Linked DNA regions of Homo sapiens: region 1 is linked to region 2. Evidence: read pairs that join two places in POLR2A ChIA-PET (ENCODE). Cell type or tissue: A673. All regions are shown on one strand. Each heading gives the region's core, and the rest is flanking DNA. Links, peaks and the distances in the headings are about the cores only. Region 1 has its middle 45 kb from the start of MDGA1. Region 2 overlaps ZFAND3 (zinc finger AN1-type containing 3).

What was found. Peaks named below come from ENCODE experiments on the same cell type or tissue, not always from the same donor. Only the 100,000 strongest peaks of a DNase experiment are listed, where the experiment ranks them.
Region 1: POLR2A ChIA-PET joins it to region 2 with 5 read pairs; 2 of 35 experiments call an interaction of 5 or more read pairs at or near these places.

Annotation. Positions count from the first base shown.
Region 1 is chr6:37,737,602-37,747,800 of GRCh38, reverse strand. No RefSeq gene overlaps it. Among named protein-coding and RNA genes, the nearest start is that of MDGA1, 45 kb to the right of the region's middle. In A673, for the core only: a CTCF peak has its summit at 5,655 (motif pointing left); no DNase peak of the experiment used is centred there.
Region 2 is chr6:37,821,110-37,831,308 of GRCh38, reverse strand. The region is part of intron 1 of ZFAND3 (zinc finger AN1-type containing 3); the gene reads right to left. Among named protein-coding and RNA genes, the nearest start is that of ZFAND3, 6.5 kb to the right of the region's middle. In A673, for the core only: no CTCF peak of the experiment used is centred there; no DNase peak of the experiment used is centred there; H3K27ac peaks cover 1,539 bases.

The sequences.
Region 1 (10,199 bases), core at 2,033-7,032, 84 kb after region 2:
AGGTCAGGAGTTCGAGACCAGCCTGACCAACATAGTGAAACCCCGTCTCTACTAAAAAAAATACAAACATTAGCCAGGTGTGATGGTGCGCACCTGTAATCCCAGCTACTCAGGAGGCTGAGGCAGAAAAATCGCTTGAACCCGGGAGGCGGGGGTTGCAGTGAGACGAGATCATGCCACTGCACTCCAGCCTGGGCGACAGAGTGAGACTCCATCTCAAAAAAAAAAAAAAAAAAAAAAAAAGCAAGACCTGGACCAGGCCCATTCTGAGCAAAAGGTCCAGGGGATGTTAGCCCCTTTCACAGCTAAGAACTCCTGGGTTAAGAGAAGTGAGCCTGAGTTTGTGCAGCAAGCGATACCAGGAATCTCAGCTTTGGCCCTCTGGGTTTTTGCTTAAGGTTCTGTCTTTGGCCCCCCAGCATCCCTTTCTGAACTCTCTTTCCTATGCCTCTGCAGGGGACCAGGGCCCATTCACCATCAGGGTTTGCTTTGGGGAAATGACCTACTTCCAAAGCTTGTGCCTCTGAGTGAGTTTCAGTGGCCTCCTCTCTCAGAGGTGGCCAAAGTCTTCTCTCCACCTGTCGGGTCAAAGTGCTTATATCCTCTGGGGGAAAGGAGGATGAGGAAGAGGAGATGGAAGAGGAGGAGGAGGAGTTGGGGCAGGAGTGGAGAAGAGACACTTCCTAGACTGGGAAGTCACTCAAGGAGCTTCCTATTCTGCCTTCAAGGCAGAATGGCCTAAGTGCATATTCTCTTTAAAGCAGCAGCCTATTTTTGTAAAATTTATCCAACAGAAGCAAAACAAAATAGAACAAAACCACCAGCCCACAAGAATGGCATACTTGATATCTATTGTCACATTGCTGGTGATAGCAAAAACCCAGAAGCCTGAATGTCCATTGATAGAGGCATGGTTGAATAAGTTTTTATGGTCCAATTTTTGAATATCATGATGCTATTATAAAGGAGGTAGGTCTGCTGCAGTGGCTCATGCCTATAATCCCAGCACTTCGGGAGGCTGAGGTGGGTAGATCACTTGAGCCCAGGAGTTGGAGATGAGCCTGGGCAACATGGTGAAAACTTATCTCCACAAAAAATACAAAACATTAGCCAGGCATGGTGGCATGCACCTATGGTCCCAGCTACTTGGGAGGCTGAGGCAGGAGGATCACCTGAGCCTGGGAGGTCAAGGTTGCGATGAGGCATTATTGTGCCATTACACTTCAGCCTGGGTTACAGCGTGAGACTCTGTCAAAAAAAAAATTAATTAATTAAATTTTAAAAGGAGGCATATCTAATTGTTGACTCACAAGGCTGTACATGAAAAAATCAAGTTGCAGAGTGGTAAGTGTGTTTGGGTCCCATTAAAGAAATCTGGGCTGGGCGCGGTGGCTCAAGCCTGTAATCCCAGGACTTCGGGAGGCCGAGGCGGGCGGATCATGAGGTCAGGAGATTGAGACCATCCTGGTTAACACAGTGAAACCCCGCCTCTACTAAAAATACAAAAAATTAGCCAGGTGTGGTGTCAGGCCTGTATATGTTTGTGGATAGGTAAGGAAAAGCACAAACGTGGCGAGAGTCATATTAAGATTAGGGTCAGCTGTGAATAAAAGGAAAAAAAGACCGCCAAACAACAAATGTTTAAACAAGATAACATATTTCTTATGTATCTCTTCTTTAACCTTCTGGAGGTGAGTGGTTCGGGGCTGGTGTGGTAGTTCTACTCCAAGAAATCCTCCAGGTTCCCTCTATCCACCATGAGTGGCCTCCATTCCCAAGGTTACCTCATGGCTCAAGATGGCTGCTTCAGCTTCAGCCATCACCTTAACATTCCAGCGGGTAGGAAAGAGGAAGGCACCAACAGTATCATGTTCCTTCTTCTTAAAAGGTCACTTCCTCAAAGTCTCCTATATTATTTTTCGTTATATCTCATTTGCTAGAACTTAATTCTATAGTTACAACCTAACCACAAGCCGGGTACGGTGGCTCACATCTGTAATCCCAGCACTTTGGGAGGCAGATGTGAGCGGCCCATGAGGTCAGGAGTTCGAGGCCAGCCTGGCCAATATGGTGAAACCCCGTCTCTACTAAAAATACAAAAATTAGCTGGGCGTGGTTGTGCGCACCTGTAGTCCCAGCTACTCGGGAGGCTGAGGCAGGAGAATTGCTTGAACCCTGGAGGCAGAGGTTGCAGTGAACCGAGATAGCACCACTGCACTCCAGCCTGGCGACAGAGTGAGACTCCGTCTCAAAAAAAAAAAATAAAAATAAGAGGCTGAGGCAGGAGGATTACCTGAGTCCAAGAGTTTGAGACCAGCCTGAGCAACATAGTGAGATCCTGTCTCTAAAAAAAAAAAAAAAAAAAAAAAAAAACGAGAGAGAGAGAGAGAAGAAAAGAGTATTATTTGTATTACTTCTGAAATTTAAAAATCCCCAATAACATAGTCGTATTTTTTAATTATTTATTTTTTGCCCCATTTTAAACATATTCTTAAAAACCTCTTGCATGGCTCTTACTATTCTAGCATGAATTCTAAATCTCCTAGCCTTATACCTAAGGCCCTCTCGGATCTGTCTGGGTCATCCTTTGAGCTTCCTCCTTCCTCCCCGCAGTCTTAATGTGGACACACTGATTCCCTCACTTTTCACCATAAACTCCCTGCCTCTGTGACTTTGCGTCTGGTTCCTGTCTCTAACATGCCCTTCCTGCTCCCCACTTTGTCTTTACAAACGCCACACGAAAGTTGTTGCCCGGGAGAAATCTTCCCTCCTTGCCTGGGCAGTCCTCTGCCTGCGCCTCTACTGTCTTCAGCACTTTTTTTTTTTTAAGACAGTCTCACTCTGTCACCCAGGCTGGAGTGCAGTGGCTCGATCTCGGCTCACTGCAAGCTCCACCTCCCGGGTTCACGCCATTCTCCTGCCTCAGCCTCCCAAGTAGCTGGGACTACAGGCGCCCGCCACCACGCCTGGCTAATTTTTTTTTGTATTTTTAATAGAGACGGGGTTTCACCGTGTTAGCCAGGATGCTCTCGATCTCCTGACCTCGTGATCTGCCCTCCTTGGCCTCCCAAAGTGCCGGGATTACAGGTGTGAGCCACCGCCCCGGCCCTTCGGCACTCTTTCTGAGCACGCACTGTGCGGTCCGGTGGTTTATTTCTTCTGCATCCACTTTCCGCACTAGACCAGGGGCTCCTCCAGGACAGGGACTGCCACTCATTTGTTCCTCTCCTTGGGCACTCATGATAGCACCTGTTATATAGTAGATGTTCAATGAATCTGCCCGATGCTCTCTGCAAGCATTTGTCTCATTTGTCTTCACATCAACCTGTGAGGTCGGTATCATTATTGCCCCATTTTACAGGAGTGGGCGGCAATATTGTGCAGTGGTTATAGATGAGAGCCAGCAGCCCTGGGTTCCAGTAATAACATTTAGGTAAACTACTTAATTTGCTAAAGTCTCAGTTTCCTCACTTATCAACTGGAGTTCAGGTCAGCATGCCATAGGCGCTCAATACATGGTAGAGATTCCTAGTAGATGCCTGGGGCTGGGATCTTTCTCTTTCCCTGCACTCTTTACCCCTCTTCCAGTTGGGTAGAGTCATGTCACCCACATCCCCTGCCCAGCCCTGCGGCCAGTTCCCAGGTCATGTTAGGCCAGGCCCAGCCCATCCTCCCACCAGCCCTGATGTGGAAACTGGAGGTACGAGGGAAGAAGGAGGAGGGTGGAAGTTTGATGGCCCTTAAGTGACCTAACCCTCCGTGCATCCTCCCAGAGGGCACAGCCTATGCAGTGTCCCTGGTACTGGCTCCGGTTCCCTTCCTATTGATCAGAAGGGACAACCTACACACAGGACGTCACATCATCCTTTTGGGATGGGATGAGCACTGGGCAGAAACAGTTCTTCAGGACCCTGAAGAGAACAGGTGCCCAAAATGGGGAGAGACCTTTACCCCACAGCCCCCAGTGTCAGCTGATGTCCACCTCAGCAGCCTGCTCCACAGCCTCTGGCTGGGCAGCCCTCACCCATCCTCAGGTACCCATTCACTGGGTCTGCCACCCCAGGAAGAGAGAAATCATCCTGAACTTTGGGGAGAGGGACACCTTCAAGAAGAGTTTTCCATGCAGAGGAACTTTACTGGAGGAGGGAGATTCAGGTCTGAGTGCAGGAACCCTGTAGACCTGCTCTATAGATGTGTAACTGGACTCTATATACACAGGCTAGCAGTGGCCTCTTGGGAACCCCTTAGCTCCTCTCCAGAGTCCTGTGCAGTCAGAGGACATCAAGCCTCCCACCCCCCCTCGCATACATTGTAGGCTATGGGGAGAAAAATGGCTGTCCTCTGGCATCGGCTGTGTCCGGAATCAGCTTCTCATTCAGTGGTAACTTCTGTGCTGGGTGAAGTGGCAGTCAGCAAACTGCAACCAGGTTCTGACTTTAGTCACACACACCCCTGCCACCAAACAAACATGAGCAGAGGCATTTGGGAGACAGGACTGGGGGAATGAGCATAAAGTATTCTGGAAGGATCCCCTTTCCTCCTCTCAGGTGGACCATGGCTCTGCAGCTGGGAGTACGGAGAAAATTATCTGTTCATCTCCTCCCCTCCCCTCCCATGGTCTTTGTGGGTGAGAGAGGAGAGCCAGTGACCTGAGGCAGGTGACCCTTAACTGGGCTAACTGGGTGACTTTTGGGTTCTGTGCTTGGAAGCCCTGGCTGCCACATGTCACCCTCTTTTGTCACTTGTTTCCCAGCTTCTGAGATTGTGTCTTTTTTTTTTTTTTGAGACTGAGTCTCGCTCTGTCGCCCAGGCTGGAGTGTAGTAGTGCGATCTCGGCTCACTGCAACCTCCACCTCCCGGGTTCAAGCGATTCTTGTGCCTCAGCCTCCTGAGTAGCTGGGACTACAGGCATGCGCCACCATGCCCAGCTACTTTTTTTGTATTTTTATTAGAGACAGGGTTTCACCATGTTGGCCAGGCTGGTCTTGAAGTCCTGACCTCAGGTGATCTGCCCGCCTCGGCCTCCCAAAGTGAGCCACTGCACCCAGCTGAGATTGTGTCTTAATAGCCAAGCCGTAACTGTTCCTCCAGGGTGCCCCCTCAGATGGACGGGGGTGGTGTGGATGTAGGAACCTCGGCCTCCTCTGCCAAAAAGGGGCCTCCTGAAGGCCAGCACCTGTGTCCTCTGGCAGATGGGAAACCCAGCAAAGGCTGGGAGAGGACAGCTCCTCCTGTCACACTGGACACTAATTCCCAGAGGATGAGCCCTGCCTGCCCCAACAGACTGGACAGCCAGCTTGGCCTCAGGGGTCCCCCAGCTGGGCTGGGGTGGTTTGGGCAAGAGGAGGCAGGAAGGGGGCTCCGGCCTCTGTCCTCTGTTCACAACCAAATTGCCTCCTTCACCTTTCCCAGGTTGTGTTTACCTTGTCCTCCTCCCACTGCACTGTTCTCCCAGCCGATCTGATTGCTGTAATTAGTTAATCAGTAACTGGCATAATTTCCCCCTGATTAATGCAGGAATAATCACCCGCCAGGGCTGCCAGCAATTTGCTTATCAGAGTCACTTTGAAACAGCTTTGAAAATGAACGATTGGCACCTTCCTCGGGGTTAAAATTAGAGCCCAAGGAGGCCGCCCTCTGCTGTGGGCGTCTGGGACTGTCGGGACCAGCAGGGGAGTCCCAACCCCACTGTCGGAGCCAGGGAACACCACGGTTCCCATGTCTGGCTGGCTCCAAAAATGTTTGCTGAATGGGGAGAGGATGGATACTGTTTCTACCTACTGTGCACTGGCTACACGGGGTTCCCAGGAACACAAGGCAGACAGGTGGAGGTGCTGGGGGGTCCCTCTGGGATGAAGCCAGCAGGTAGAGACCAGGACAGGAGGCTTGTCCTGGAGCAGGAGGAAAGGGCAGTTGATAAAGGGGCAGAGTAATAGGGCCAAAAGGAGGGTCCAGCTCTAGTTAGTAATAATAATAATAGTAATAGCAAAATAGCATCATTCCCACCTTTTATGGAGTAGAGGAACTGTACTAGTTCTTCATATACGTTATCTCATTTCCCCCCCACCCTTTTTTTTTTTTTTTTTTTTTTTTTTTTTAGAGAGCTTCTCACTCTGTCACCTAGGCTGGGAGTGCAGTGGTGTGATCTCGGCTCAGTGCAGCCTCTACCTCCCGGGATCAAGTGATTCTCATGCCTTAGCCTCCAGAATAGCTGGGATTACAGGCATGCGCCACCATGCCCGGCTAATTATTTTGTAGTTTTAATAGAGATGGGGCTTTGCCATGTTAGCCAGGCTGGTCTCAAACACCGTGCTGGTATTATAGGCATGAGCCACTGTGTCTGGCCTTATTTAATCTTTATGCAATAATAATAAACACTTAATGAGCACATACTATGTAGCAGTACTGCTTCGCTTTTACAATTTTATTTCCCCCCGCCCCCCTTTTTTTTGAGATAGGGTCTCACTCTGACAACCAGGCTGGAGTGCAGTGGTGTGATCATAGCTCACTGCAGTTTCAACCTCCTGGGCTCAAGCGATCCTCCCGCCTCAGCCTCCCAAGTAGCTGAGACTACAAGTGCACGCCACTACATGCACCGACACACCTGGCTAATTTTATTTTACTTTGTAGAGACGAGGTCTCACTATGCTACCCAGGCTGGTCTGGAACTCCTGAGCTCAAGAGATTCTCCTGCGTCAGCTTTCCAAAGTGCTGGGATTACAGGCATGAGCTGCTGCGCCCAGCCTAAAATTTTATTTTTAATTATGGAAAATTTAAATAAAAAGAGAAATGCAATAATAAACTCCTATGAATTCAACAACCAGTTTCAAGTTATCCACATTGTTTTAATGTTGTTTTATCTATCTCGCCCTCCATTCTTGTCCTTTTTGTTATTCAAGTATTTTAAAACCAGTCCCAGACATCATATCATTTCACCTGTAAAATGAGATGCAGGTAGTAAGAGCCTCTGCCTCATAAGACTGTTAGCAAGGATTTGATGAGATCCTGCATGCTCAGATCATAAGGCACACAGACACTCCAAAGGTATTTGTTATGATTATTAAAGCAGTGGGGGAGTGTTAGTTTGCTTGCTTGTTTAAATCTGTAGGGTCTAGAGGAAAAGTGAAAGACAGCCAGGGTGTGCAGCAGATATCCTGTGTACTGGTTACTTGCCCAAGTCTGGTGAGACAAAGCACTCACACGCACAAGTTACATGAGGCAGATTTATTACTTACAGATAGGCAGCAGGGGCAACAGAAGCCCAGGACCCATGATGAGCTGGTCCCCCAAGACCCAGGAAAGCTATCCTGGGTGGATGGAGTCTTGTTTGTGTATGCTGCACTTGCACCATAGCTGAGATTCCAGAAAGCAGCCTGCCCTGGGTTTTATATCCTGGAGGATGTAGCAATCGCCCGGCTAAGCAAAGATGGGCATCCTGTTTTTAAGAGGGACCCAGCTGGTCTAGCTAGTCCCTCCTTTTCTCAGGATGCTGCATTCTCAGCACATTCTGCAGTTATTTCTGAGAACTGTGAGGAAGAAAGGGGAGAGAACTGGCTGGTCCAAGGCCACCCAGAGAACAATCCTACACAGGCATGTGCAAGAATCTCCAGGTGCTGGTGCAGGAGTTGCTCAGATAAGTCTTGGGGGTATAGAGAGGCAAGGCTGGAGTGATTGTTATTAACATTTCCTGTGCCTGTGGGTTGTTGCAGGGATTTAATGAGATCCTGCATGCTGAGGTCTGCAGTGGAGCTGACCTGTGGAGCTGTGATGGGGGACCAAGGGAATGATCACAGAGGATGCTGCATCCTCACAGCTGAGCTATGGCCCCCAGCGTGTCCCATTTGGCTCATGATGTACATTCCTTTATCTCTAGCTCTCCTTCATTGGCTTGAAGAACTGAGGGATGAGGGATGGGCTGGTAATCAGGGACACTGGAGGACCAGTTTCAGTTCTCTCAGATGGGGGCATCATGGCATTAAGTTGCGAAATCTGGGCAGTCCCTTGGGTACCTCTTTGTGCTGGAGTGCTAGAGGTGCTGTGTCGTATTTGCTCCCAGGTACACTGCTGGGTAATTAGGGAGGTAAGAAAGAGATGATGGAAGCTGTTGCCCCTGCCCACATGGAGCCCACAACCTGGTTGGAACACAATGAGTTAAGCAGTGATCTATACCAAGACAAGCATGATCATGCGGTGATGTGTTATTGTCCATCAGTTTCTGCAACTGGCCTGCTAGGGCCCTGACCCCTGAGCATGGGAATGCCATGTGTGAAAGTGTTCGTGTGCATGTGTGTGTGCATGCATGTATGCACACACGTGGACTCACACCCCTGGCTTGCAAATGAGCTGTCCTGTGCACACATCATCAAGGAACACCTGTTACAGAGAAGCTTTTGTCAGGGTGAGAAATAATAAGAAGTTAATTTAGAAACACTTCTCTGTCAAATAGGTGAGACTGTATGACTAGCTGCATTTAAAAAAATAACTTAAACTCCACAAAAGAATTTTAAAATGGCCTTTATTTTAAATGAATCAAGCTGTTTTCTGTGCTCGGGGAGCTCCCATGGCCAATTTGCAGGGAGTACAGACAAATAAGCTTGAGAGATTAGGCACGGGAGCCAGTGTCTCCCCGACCCTGGGTAAGCCACACTTTTCATGGGCAAGGAGCTGGGTTTGCCCACTCCCTTTGCACAGCATTGGCATTTTGTATCCATCTTCTTCCTTGTTAAAACCTGACCCCTTCCACTTTGTGGACACGAACGCATTCACTTCTTCTCCTTCTTCTTTTTTTTTTTTTTTTTTTTTTGTCTTTGAGATGAAGTTTCACTTTTGTTGCCCAGAATGGAGTGCAATGGTGCGATCTTGGCTCACTGCAATCCCTGCCTCTCAGATTCAAGCAATTCTCCAGCCTCAGCCTCCCAAGTAGCTGAGATTACAGGCATGTGCCACCAGGCCTGGCTAATTTTGTGTTTTTAGTGGAGATGGGGTTTCACCATGTTGGTCAGGCTGGTCTCGAACTCCTGACCTCAGGTGATCCGCCCGTCTGGGCCTCCCAAAGCCCTGGGATTACAGGCGTGAGCCACCCTGCCCGGCCTGAACTCATTTACTTCTCCTCATGCCTCTTTGATGGCTCTTCCCTACTAGCTCCTTGCTCTGTCCTCCCCTTAAATGCAGGCAGCCCCCTGAGACTCTATCCTCAGCAGAGTTCAGTTCCCGCACCAATGCCCCCTTGTGTGATCTCTTTGATCCTCTTGTCTTCAAGTCTTTTATTACCATCAAGCAGACAACACCCAAATAATTCCCTACCCCTTGTTCTGATCTTTCTCCAAGGACGCCAGACAGCAGTTCCCCTTGCGTACCAGACACTTCCACTCGGCTGTCCTGCTGGAAACTCAAATTCAATTTGTCTGTATCAATTTGTCAGACTCTTCCTCTGCAAATTAGATTATCCTTCTGCAATCCCCAAGCCTTCAACCAGCACCACCGCCCTTTCAGTCTCTCAATCCAGAAACGTGGGAGTCACACCCTGTCCCCACCAAAACCATGGGGGTTCAGCTCTTAAATATCTCTTTCTTCTACCCCCTTCTCACCCTCCCCACTGAGCACTCTCCCAGCTGGAGTCTCAGACATCTCACAGGGACTCTGCCTCTCATCTTGTCCTCCTCCCATCCACCCTCCAAACCCTAACCAGGGTATCAAGTCCAGACCACTCACGAAGGGAGATGTGAGCTCTCTAAGACTGACCCCAACCAACTCCATCCCTCATCTCCCTGTACTCACTCCCCTCTCCCTGAGCCCTGTGCCCAGGCATCAGCCATGTGTTTGCCTCCTCCAAATCTCATGTAGAAATTTGATCCCCAGTGTTGATGATGGGGCCTAATGGGAGGTGTGTGGCTCCTGGGGATGGATTCCTCCTGAATGGCTTGGTGTCATCCTCACAGTAATGAGTGGGTTCTTGCTCTATTAGTTCCCATGAGAGTTTTATCCAGAGCTGGTTGTTAAAAAGAACCTGGCGCCTTCCCCTGCCCTCCCTTCCTGTCTCTCACCGTGTGACCTCCGCACAAACCTGCTCCTTTCCCTTCCACCATGAGTGGAAGCAGTCTGAGGCCTCATCAGAAGCAGACGCTAGTGTCTGCAGAACTTTGAGCCCAGTAAAGCTCTTTTCTTTATAAATTACCCAACCTCAGGTATTCCTTTATATA
Region 2 (10,199 bases), core at 1,654-6,653:
AATTTCCCATATGAGGTAAGATAGTTCTGTATTTACTAATCTGCCATCAGTGCTCCTTCTTTCAAGTTGGGAAGCTGGCCTTTAATAAATGTAATTACCATGACCAGGCTCTGTGGCAAGGGCTTGAGAGGCATCAGAGCTCATTAAATCTCAAAGCCAACTCTAAGATACTATTTTTTTAAAGATAAAGAGACACAGAGGTAAACTCACGTCTTTGATTCCAATCCAGATCTTTGATTCCAAAACCCATGCCTAGCCACTTGGTTCAGCTGGTTTTCTGGAGATAAGAGATCAGTATGCCCTTCATCTTCGGAGTTTTGGAGGAGTTTGGGATAGACGAGAAAGGGGGCCCTTCATCAGCCTCTCAGCAAATAAGAAAAGGTCCCATTCCCCAGGAAATACTACTGTTAAATTCTTTAAGATCTAATGTAACTTCCCCATATGTATTCACTGTAAAATCTTTTAAAAAAGAAGGGCTTGTGTGAGTTGTTTTTCTAAGAAGAGCAAGTTAAACAGACGATGGGCAAGACTGTTGAATTCCCCACCAGGCATGGGGGAAAGAGGAGAGAAGAAAAATCAATCCCAAGGAATGGAATTAATAGGTTGTGGCAATATCAATAAAAGAAAGGTAGGTTGAGTCTCCATGGCCTGCTGCAAAGAGAAACCATGAAGCATTTTTCTTTAACTGGCTAAGAAGGTATCTATGGTCTTAGCAGAAGAGCCCGTGGGTTTCTAAAATGATGGAACACCAATTTTGCTGAAAGCTGCTGCTATTTCCACTAAACTTTAGTTTGGAATCTGTATCTCAGCTGTCATCCTGTGATCATTAGCACTTTCCTGTAAGGTCCCAGGGGACTCACATACCACACTTCAAGAAAAGACAGAACATCTCATTCACCCTAACCACCACCTTTTCACATTAATTACTCTAGCCTTACAGATGAGACCACCTCTCACAGTTTGACTAAACGATGGTGGCCACAAAGCAACTTCATTCCCAATTATAATCCCACCATTCTACTTTCCTCTGTGTGTCCCCATCCTCATCCCCCTTGCCCCAGTCTTCCCCTTTGACCACCTTCTGTGTCCTTTCCCTTCCAACTCACCTCCAAATTACACAGATCTCTGTCCAATGACTTTTCTGCACCGCAACTTTAAACACAAAACCAACAGTCTACTCTTCCTGTCCCTAACTCCAACCAAAAACACACACAATGTAAAAATCTAATTTATTTAGAATGAAAACTATTTAGGTAAATTTGGTGGCTTTCAACTATCATATTAGAATATATAATCCTAGAAAGTTTAAAACCAAGGGTAAGAAAATGCAGTTTGTAGGGACATACACTTCCACAGATCAGGATTTTTGAGATCCCCTAAAGAGATCCTACTATACAAGAGTGCAGTACTCCACACATTTTCACTCAAGATTTTATCTGTCAGTTGCAAAGACTTTTTCATTTAAGTCAAAGCAACTGTTCCTTAATAGATCCTGCTCAATATTCCCTGAAGAAGATCATCAGCCTTACAAATAAAATGCACGGTTTTAAGCACATATTGGAAGTGCTACAGCATGGGTGAGGTTGGGGGAACAGGGTGAGCTAGTTAACAGTGACTGATCCACAGAAACAGGGAACTCAGGCCTCAGAGACTACATGAACATGTCCTCCCAAATCAATAAAAAAAATTAAAAGTTTCTACATGCAAGTATTTTTGTGGGTCAATATACAAAAACACTTCTCCATTTATTTTATTTTATTTCATTTCATTTTTCGAGCCGGAGTCTCACTCTATTGCCCAGGCTGGAGTGCAGTAGTGCAATCTTGGCTCACTGCAACCTCCACCTCCTGATTCAAGTGATTCGCCTGCTTCAGCTTCCCGAGTAGCTGGGATTACAGGCGCAGGCCATTAAGCCCAGCTAATTTCTGTATTTTCAGTAGAGATGGGGTTTTACCATGTTGTCCAGGCTGGTCTCGAACTCCTGACCTCAGGTGATCTGCCCACCTCAGCCACCCAAAGTGCTGGGATTACAGGCATGAGCCACCAAGTCTGGCATCCTCCACTTTTTTTTTTTTTAAAGCAACAAAGCCTCATTATGTTACCCAGGCTGGAGTGCAGTGGCGATTTACAGGCTCAAACCCACTGCTGATCAGTCCACAGAACAGTTCTCCACTTCGTAAGAGAATACCTTTAAGTTATATTAAAAGGAAAAGGCAAACTAAACTGCATGCAGTAAAGTTAAACAATGTAAAAATTTTGTATGTACAAGCAAAGTTTCACACACGAACACATAAGGACTTGAAAAACCTGGTTTTTTTAGATTTCAGCAGCAACTGAAGAAAAAGAATAATACCATCCAGGCCGGGCATAGTGGCTCATGCCTGTAATCCCAGCACTTTGGGAGGCCGAGGCGGGCGGATCACGAGGTAAGGAGATTGAGACCATCCTGGCTAACACGGTGAAACCCCGTCTCTACTAAAAATACAAAAAATTAGCCGGGTGTGGTGGCAGGCACCTGTAGTCCCAGCTACTCGGGAGGCTGAGGCAGAAGAAATCGGCTTGAATCCGGGAGGCAGAGGTTGCAGTGAGCCAAGATGGCGCCACTGCACTCCAGCCTGGGCGACACAGCGAGACTCCGTCTCAAAAAAAAAAGAAAAGAAAATAATACCATCCATGCCTCCTTAGGCACAGAAACCAAGAAATCATAAATCCAAAAGCAACTCACATTGAAATCACCATACCTTCTCCTACCTCTGGTTTATTTTTTATTATTTATTGCTAGTTAATACTCTTATGACTAGTTTAAGAATAACTATACTACTCAATGTACTTTATGTGTCTCATCGTAAATCTTTTCAGGAGACGATTTTGCCAGTACATTTTTCTGCCGAAAGCATCCTAGAAAGGGCTGCCATTAAAAAATTATGATCTGAAATAGATAAAAGCTTTCAAAGCACAGAACTGACAGCAAAGCCCACCACCCACTCTGTGTTCCTCAACTTCCTGCCTCCACTCTTCCAGTTAGGTACCATAAGCCACAGAAATTTTTTTTTACTTTCTTGTAAAAAATAAATGAATAAAACCAAGTGCCTGGACAAAGAAGCTGACTACAGGAAGAGTGTTTGTGATATTCTTGAACGGTCAGAATGTTTCTCCTTCCAGGAAGTGTGGCTGTGAGTGTGATTATTTTATGCAACTGCACTTCAACTTATCAGTGTGTAAGAGTCCAAGAAGCAGATACATCAACAGCTGTTCCTCCACACCACTCTACTTCAGCAGAAATAAATGAGAAAAGACACTCCCAAAAAGGTCCTAAGTACATCACCAACCTCACTCTGCCAGGTAATGACTAAAGTATCAATAAAGCTAACTAGAGCTTATCCACAACCTGGAAACAAAATGCTCTGGTGTGGCTTGGCCCTCCTCTTCCATCCAAGGCCAGAGCGGTAGCAAGTGGCATCAATGACCTCTCCCAGGACATTCTTCTGCCCTAATAAATTCGAACTTGCCTATGATATGGGACATCTGGTACAGCTAAATGAACAGATGTAGTTAGCTAGTACATCATCCCTCGAGTTAATAGCTGTAGCCAAAACTTCAGGTGCCTGGCACTGTTGCAGCTCTGTCCCTCAGCCTCATGGATGACATGCATTTTCATTCACTTATTTCTATTAGCCTGGGTGCATCACAGATCAGTTTGGTTTTGTCCACTACTGCTGGAAATTCCAATATACCCCACCTTTCTCTATATATGGTAACCTGAATTTACCAGAAAATCCAATGCACTTATCCCTAATCACATATAAAAAGCTGCCATGAGATTTACATTTGTGAAAACAAATATTTTTCCTCCACAAAAGTCATAAAAGCTAACTAGAGCCTATCTACAACCTATCAACTTTCAAAAAGGTGAGTAGCTTCAAAAATTCTTTGAACCAAAAAGAAACTGATTGTTAGACCAATACCTCCCTGTACAAGCCGCTGAGGTTGCCAGTTTAACAGTGCTAAAAGAGCTAAAATGTCTGACTCAAAAGTAACACTTCAAAAAAGGTTCAAATTACAGACTACATTATAATTCCCATTACTGAAATGTTAATTCCCATTCCTGACCAAAGGAACACATCCCAGTAATCTGGATTAACAATAGCATTGCTTCTCCCAGTGGAAATAAACTATGTTAGGGCCGGAAAGAAATTTAGAGCTAAATTAGCTAAGTCCCTCATGTTCAGAATGTAAGAAAAAAAGGGATCTAGAGAGCCCACAAGAAAACAGGCTTGAAAATTCTGGCTGCCCATCAGTCAACATTCTAGAACAGCACTGTCCAACATAACTTTCTTGAAGGATGAAAATGTTGTATATCTGTGTTCCTCAATAGGGTAATCACTAGTTACTGAGCTAGTGAGTACTTAAAAGTAGCTACTGTGACTGAGAAACCACATTTTTAACTTTAATCTGAATTTAAATTATTACTTACAGCTAATGGCCACCATACTGGGCAGTGCCATTCTAGGATACAGTTTTAGATTCTGATTATTAGACACTTTTTTTTTTTTTTTGAGATGGAGTCTCACTGTGTTGCCCAGACTGGAGTACAGTGGCACAATCTCAGCTCACTACAATCTCTGCCTCCTGGATTCAAGCGAATCTACTGCCTCAGCCTCCCAAGTAGCTGAGACTACAGGAGCATGCCACCACCTCAGTTAATTTTTTTATTTTTGGTACAGACGGAGTTTCACCATGTTGTTCAGGCTGGTCTCAAACTCCTGACCTCAAGTGATCCTCACGCCTTGGCCTCGCAAAGTGCTGGGTTTACAGCCGCCAGCCACAGCATCCAGCCAAGACACTGTAAATAAAGTTCCTTAACCTCCTTTTCTGCATATGACACTTACAGGAAATGTCTTATGTTTAAATATCTCACTCAGCAATGTAATCTTGTTACACAGGGACCCAGCCCAGAGCAGGATCGCTGTTCCTCAGAAACCCTAGAAAAATTGAGTAACATCAGTGTCATCCACACAGTTGGAATGAAGGCCCTCTTTTGAAAACCACTCTGACACAAAGTCCCACGAAATCCAAAAAGCCAGAATCTGGATGATTTTGTAAGTACTGCATTACAAGTGCTGGGTCAAGACCAATCACTTCCTTCAAGTAGCTTTGCTGAGATATCAACCTTAACCTTTCTTCAAAAACAGAAAAGAATTTCTTTTTTTTTTGCAAGAGAGGGGACTTTGATAGGCTCTGCTTCCAGCCTCAGCCACAAAGCCATGCAGCCTGCCAGTCCCAGGCCTGGGTGAAAAAGAAAACAACAATATTTAACCTCAATTTTAATCTGTGATTATTGCAAGAATTCAAAATACTACATCACTTTGCATGGACAGAACCTCCCTATGACCTAATAAAAAATCCAAATGATATTAGTTCTCACCCTCTAAGTATTCTGTTCTAAATAAATAATCTTTTATATACTGTTCTTGGTTTCTTTTTAAGGACTTTATTCTTTTCAAAGCCTTCTTAGTTCTCTGATTTTTAGAGCAAGGAAAGGTTAATTTGTGAAAACTAATGTTAATTTTGATACCATTAAGGATTATAAAGAGATTTTTAGTCAAAACTTTTCAGTATGATTTAAAGTTTAGAATTCTCTTCTATTTTGGAAGAGTGGGAGACGGTAAATGGAGAAGAGAAGATGATAAAACCAAAAGAGCCATATGCTAACTGGACCTAACTCTAAAAAGCTATTGCCTCAAACCAATAGAAAGAAGACTATGTTTCTTTAAATTAAAAAAAAAAATTATTTCCCTGTGTTCCATCACATCAAAGGGACGAGTTTCCTATTTTCTGAATCCCCCAAATGTAATGAGGAAAATAGGGCAAGCAGATAAATGAACCGACAGTGAATACTTAATTTAAATCATGTTTTATCTTCAGATGCACACAATACTCAAAGATGCAAAGTAAAACTCCACAAGCAAGCATTTTGTTTTTTAATAGAATGTTTAAGGGGGTTTTATAATCAAGGGATAAGTAGTGACATCAATGGAACGAACATTCTACTGATTAGTAATTCATACTGTGTTCACATGATCTTGAAAGCCCAAGTTAAGCTGGTTAAAGTGTGGCAACATGTTACAATTGGGAGACTGAGACTGAAGAGGCAAAATGAGTGTGAAGTCCACACACTATGAGGAGCCAAGCACACTAGCTAGATGATCTACACAGTGACAGTAACAAAGGTGATGTTTGACAGCAATTCACTAAGCCTGGGCTCAGAGGGAAAAAATATATACATTGATTCTAAACTAGTCAGTATCTTATGATTGCCAAAAATAAAGTGGAATAAAACAAATCATGTTATGTTTTCAATCAACTTTCTATTATTACCGATTTCAGAAATGAAATTTATTTTAGGAGATTACCCCTATCCTTATCTCTACCCATCCCTATCTTAAAGTACATCTTTTATCCAGCCAATTTAGTTTGTAGGCAAAATGCTTCAACAGCAATGATTATAAAAATGAAATACTAACAAAATCTATTTCCCTAAAGAAAATGAACCCATATGATATTTGCTTTGTCATGACTTGTTAGAAGAGCTTCTTTTTTAAAATCAAAACAATGAATAATTTACCTAATAAGCCCCATATTTAACTATTCCATTATTCTCTAAATACCAGACTGAACATTTATGTCTAGTACGCTTTAAGCTTATTTACAAAATAGTAATTCCCAAGGTTTCCATATGTCATCACGAGATTATCTCCAATTGTAAAAGCAAAATATCAATAGTAATTATATTTCTGTACTTAAATAGAATTAGAAAACAATTCCATCTTCCATCCTAATTACCCTATTATCCTATAATACACATACTATATTCTTATACTTATTTTTCTTCCTATCTTTTCTGTAATATTCTAGGTCTTCACATTTGTGAAGAATCTACACACCTCAGCACTTTTTAAATGTCTAAATAATTTAAAATACAGCTTCAACTAATACCACTTATATCTGTATAGTTTAAAAGTGTTTTCGTGTATGTGTATATTTCATCTAAAGAAAGTGTACTAATTGACTATTTCATTTCAGATACAACAATTATCAACAAATACGTTTTTTGCCTGAGTACTAAATGCCTAAAATGAGCCAAGAAAATGTTCATATTTCACTTAAAGTTTTAAGTCCATGTCTCCAAGAAAAATTTGTTTTAATCCTAAAAATATGACGTTAATATATACCGGCCAGGCGCGGTGGCTCACGCCGGTAATCCCAGCACTTTGGGAAGCCGAGGCGGGAGGATCACCTGAGGTCGGGAGTTCGATAACAGTCTCCCACGTCTCTACTAAAAATAAAAAATTAGCTGGGTGTGGTGGCACGTGCCTGTAATCCCAGCTACTCAGGAGGCTGGGGCAGGAGAATCACTTGAACCCAGGAGGCAGAGGTTGCGGTGAGCCAAGCTTGCGCCATTGCACTCCAGCCTGAGTAATGAGAGCAAAACTTCCTACCCCCCCCCAAAAAAAAATACAAAAAAATACATATATAATACAAACAACTTGCAACTTTATCATCAACTGGTTAATATTCAACAATTTCCATGGCAGCAAAGTTTCCCAGTGGAGATGGCCTCTATAAAATAACTTAATTACCTGTACACAATTTATACCATACAAGCCAAGAGGGAGAGAACTGGAACCACGTGTTACAAGCACTAACGCATTTGAATTGTACACTCCTCTTGGCATTCTTCAACTGCATTCTCACAAGAGAATGCAGTTAAAGCTCTCCTATTCAACCGAGCCACACTGATTAGTGTCCTGACTGGGCAATGCTGGGCAGCAAGTCCTGCAGCCTAAGTCACTCGAAAGAGCAGCAATCCTAAAGGAACTGCCGTTAGTCTGCCGGAGCCAAAACATTCTGCTGAGAGGCTCCTCAGCAAAGGGCTGGGTGTGCGCCCTGGCTAGCTGACTTTAGACCTAGAGCTTCCAAGGAGTGCAAAGCTGCATAAAATTTTTAAAACATATTCACCTTCATTTTCATGAAGGGAAAAGGCAAAAGATACCTCCTGAATGGCTTTCACTTCTATGTACTTCGCTCTATTCTCCCCAGGCATTACACTGGTTCACGCCACCACAGGGCAAATCTGGACTTGGCAACGTTCCACGGAAACACGTATATCACATTCATACAGACACACAGAGTCATACCCACACACCCAAGCCATTCTCAAGAACCACCAATAGTCTTTCACATTAAAGATATACATCACTCCCTGATCAAAGTTCTTGAGTAGCTCCTCACTGCACTCAGGATAAAAGTCCAAAGTCCTCAGCATTACAATGCTATGAGGGCCCTGGATCACCAATTCCTCTCAATTCCCCAGCCTTATCTCTAGATTGTGATCACCCTTCACAATCTACCAACAGACCCCCTTATCTCTAGATTGTGATCCCCCTTCACAATCTATCAACAGACCCAACAAACCTGTTCCTCAAATGAGTAGTGCTCTCACTCACATCCCGGCCTTCACCCATGTTAGTCCCACTGCCTGAAAGGAATATTTGTTTCCATACTCTACTTCTACCCTTCCTGTGGGTCTAGGCTAAAGTGTCACTTTCTCCAGGCTACTTTCCTCTACCTCCACCCCAGCTAGGGTAGGTGCCCCTCCCCTAGAGCACCTGTACAACGTATTGCAACTGTCAGTTTACTTCCCTGTGCCCCCTGCCCCAGAGTATGGGGCCAGCACCTCCTTGCCCACCATTATATCACAGGCATTCAAATATCTGTTAAATATATTCTAAGTTTACTCAGTGAACAAAATATGAATGTGGCCCATACAGTAAGGGAAACATGTCCAAAGTCAGTTGTGATACGATGGAAACAAGGCGGCAATGTTGCTATGCTTTGGTATAAAATACAAACTACACAATTGTCTACAAACGTCCTTAGGAAAGGTTAAAACATTGCACCAAAAAGAACACTTTTCACGATAAAAATACTAGTTTTGTGGTCACTACTCCTGCTAGGTAAACTGAAGTTCATAAAAAGTATCAGACTGAAAATATCTAAAAAGAAGCCCTGGTTGCTTATAGGTCAAGTACAACATTAGTGTAACTTTTCCTGTCTGCTGCCACCAAACTCTATTGGCATTATCAGAACCCTACCGGCTAAAGGTAAAAGGCTGGCCGGGCGCGGTGGCTCATGCCTGTAATCCCAGCACTTTGGGAGTCCAAGGCAGGCAGATCACCTGAGGTCAGAAGTTTGAGACCACCTTAGCCAACATGGCAAAATCCCGTCTCTCCTAAAAAACACAAAAATTAGCCGGACATAGTGGTGTGCACCTGCAGTCTCAGCTACTTGGGAGGTTGAGGCAGGAGAACTGCTTGAACCCGGGAGGTGCAGGCTGCAGTAAGTCGAGATCACGCCACTGCACTCCAGCCTGGGCAACAGAGCAGGGCTCCGACTCAAAAATAAATAAATAAATAAAGGTAAAAGGCTATTCCATTTCCTTAGTTTCTAAGCCTTGATATAAGTCTTTCGATAAAGATTCCATTCATGGTAACAGTCCGAAGGACATAAACGTGTTGCCAGGAAAGAGACCTGATACATCCTGAGCATTAGCTGCCACTGGCAGCGACTTTCTTTAGGACATATGTCTTACAATGAGTTACAATCTGAGGCTTGTGACACAAGATTTTTCCAGGGCAGCAGACTGATACCATAAACATGATGGTACTACGCACTCTAAAGAGCTCACCAGCTCCACCCTACACTCCCTGTGTGAAGCGGCAAATTATCCACCCAAAGCCTCAGTTTCCCCAGCTAATAATGAGATAATGGTTCCTACCTCGCAAGATTCTTGTGGGAATTAGACAGTCCATGAAAGCACTTCACAGGCAAACCAATTATTTTCAAATCAAAATGAAGGGAAGACTAGAAATATTTTCACATTTTTAGGACTTTTTATATGCCACAACTTATTTTTGACTAATGTCCTTCCACAGGGAAATTTTTGAGAAAGGCAGAAAAATGAGAAAATGAAAATCCACTTCTTTGTCATAACCTTGAGATACGACAACTTCCACAGAAGTCTACATTAAGATCCACTTTCTAATCTTTCTCTGCACTCCCAAAATTACTCTTAATTTCTGTTAACCATTCCTACAATATGGGAGATAGCAAAGGGAAAACTACTTCCATACTTCTTC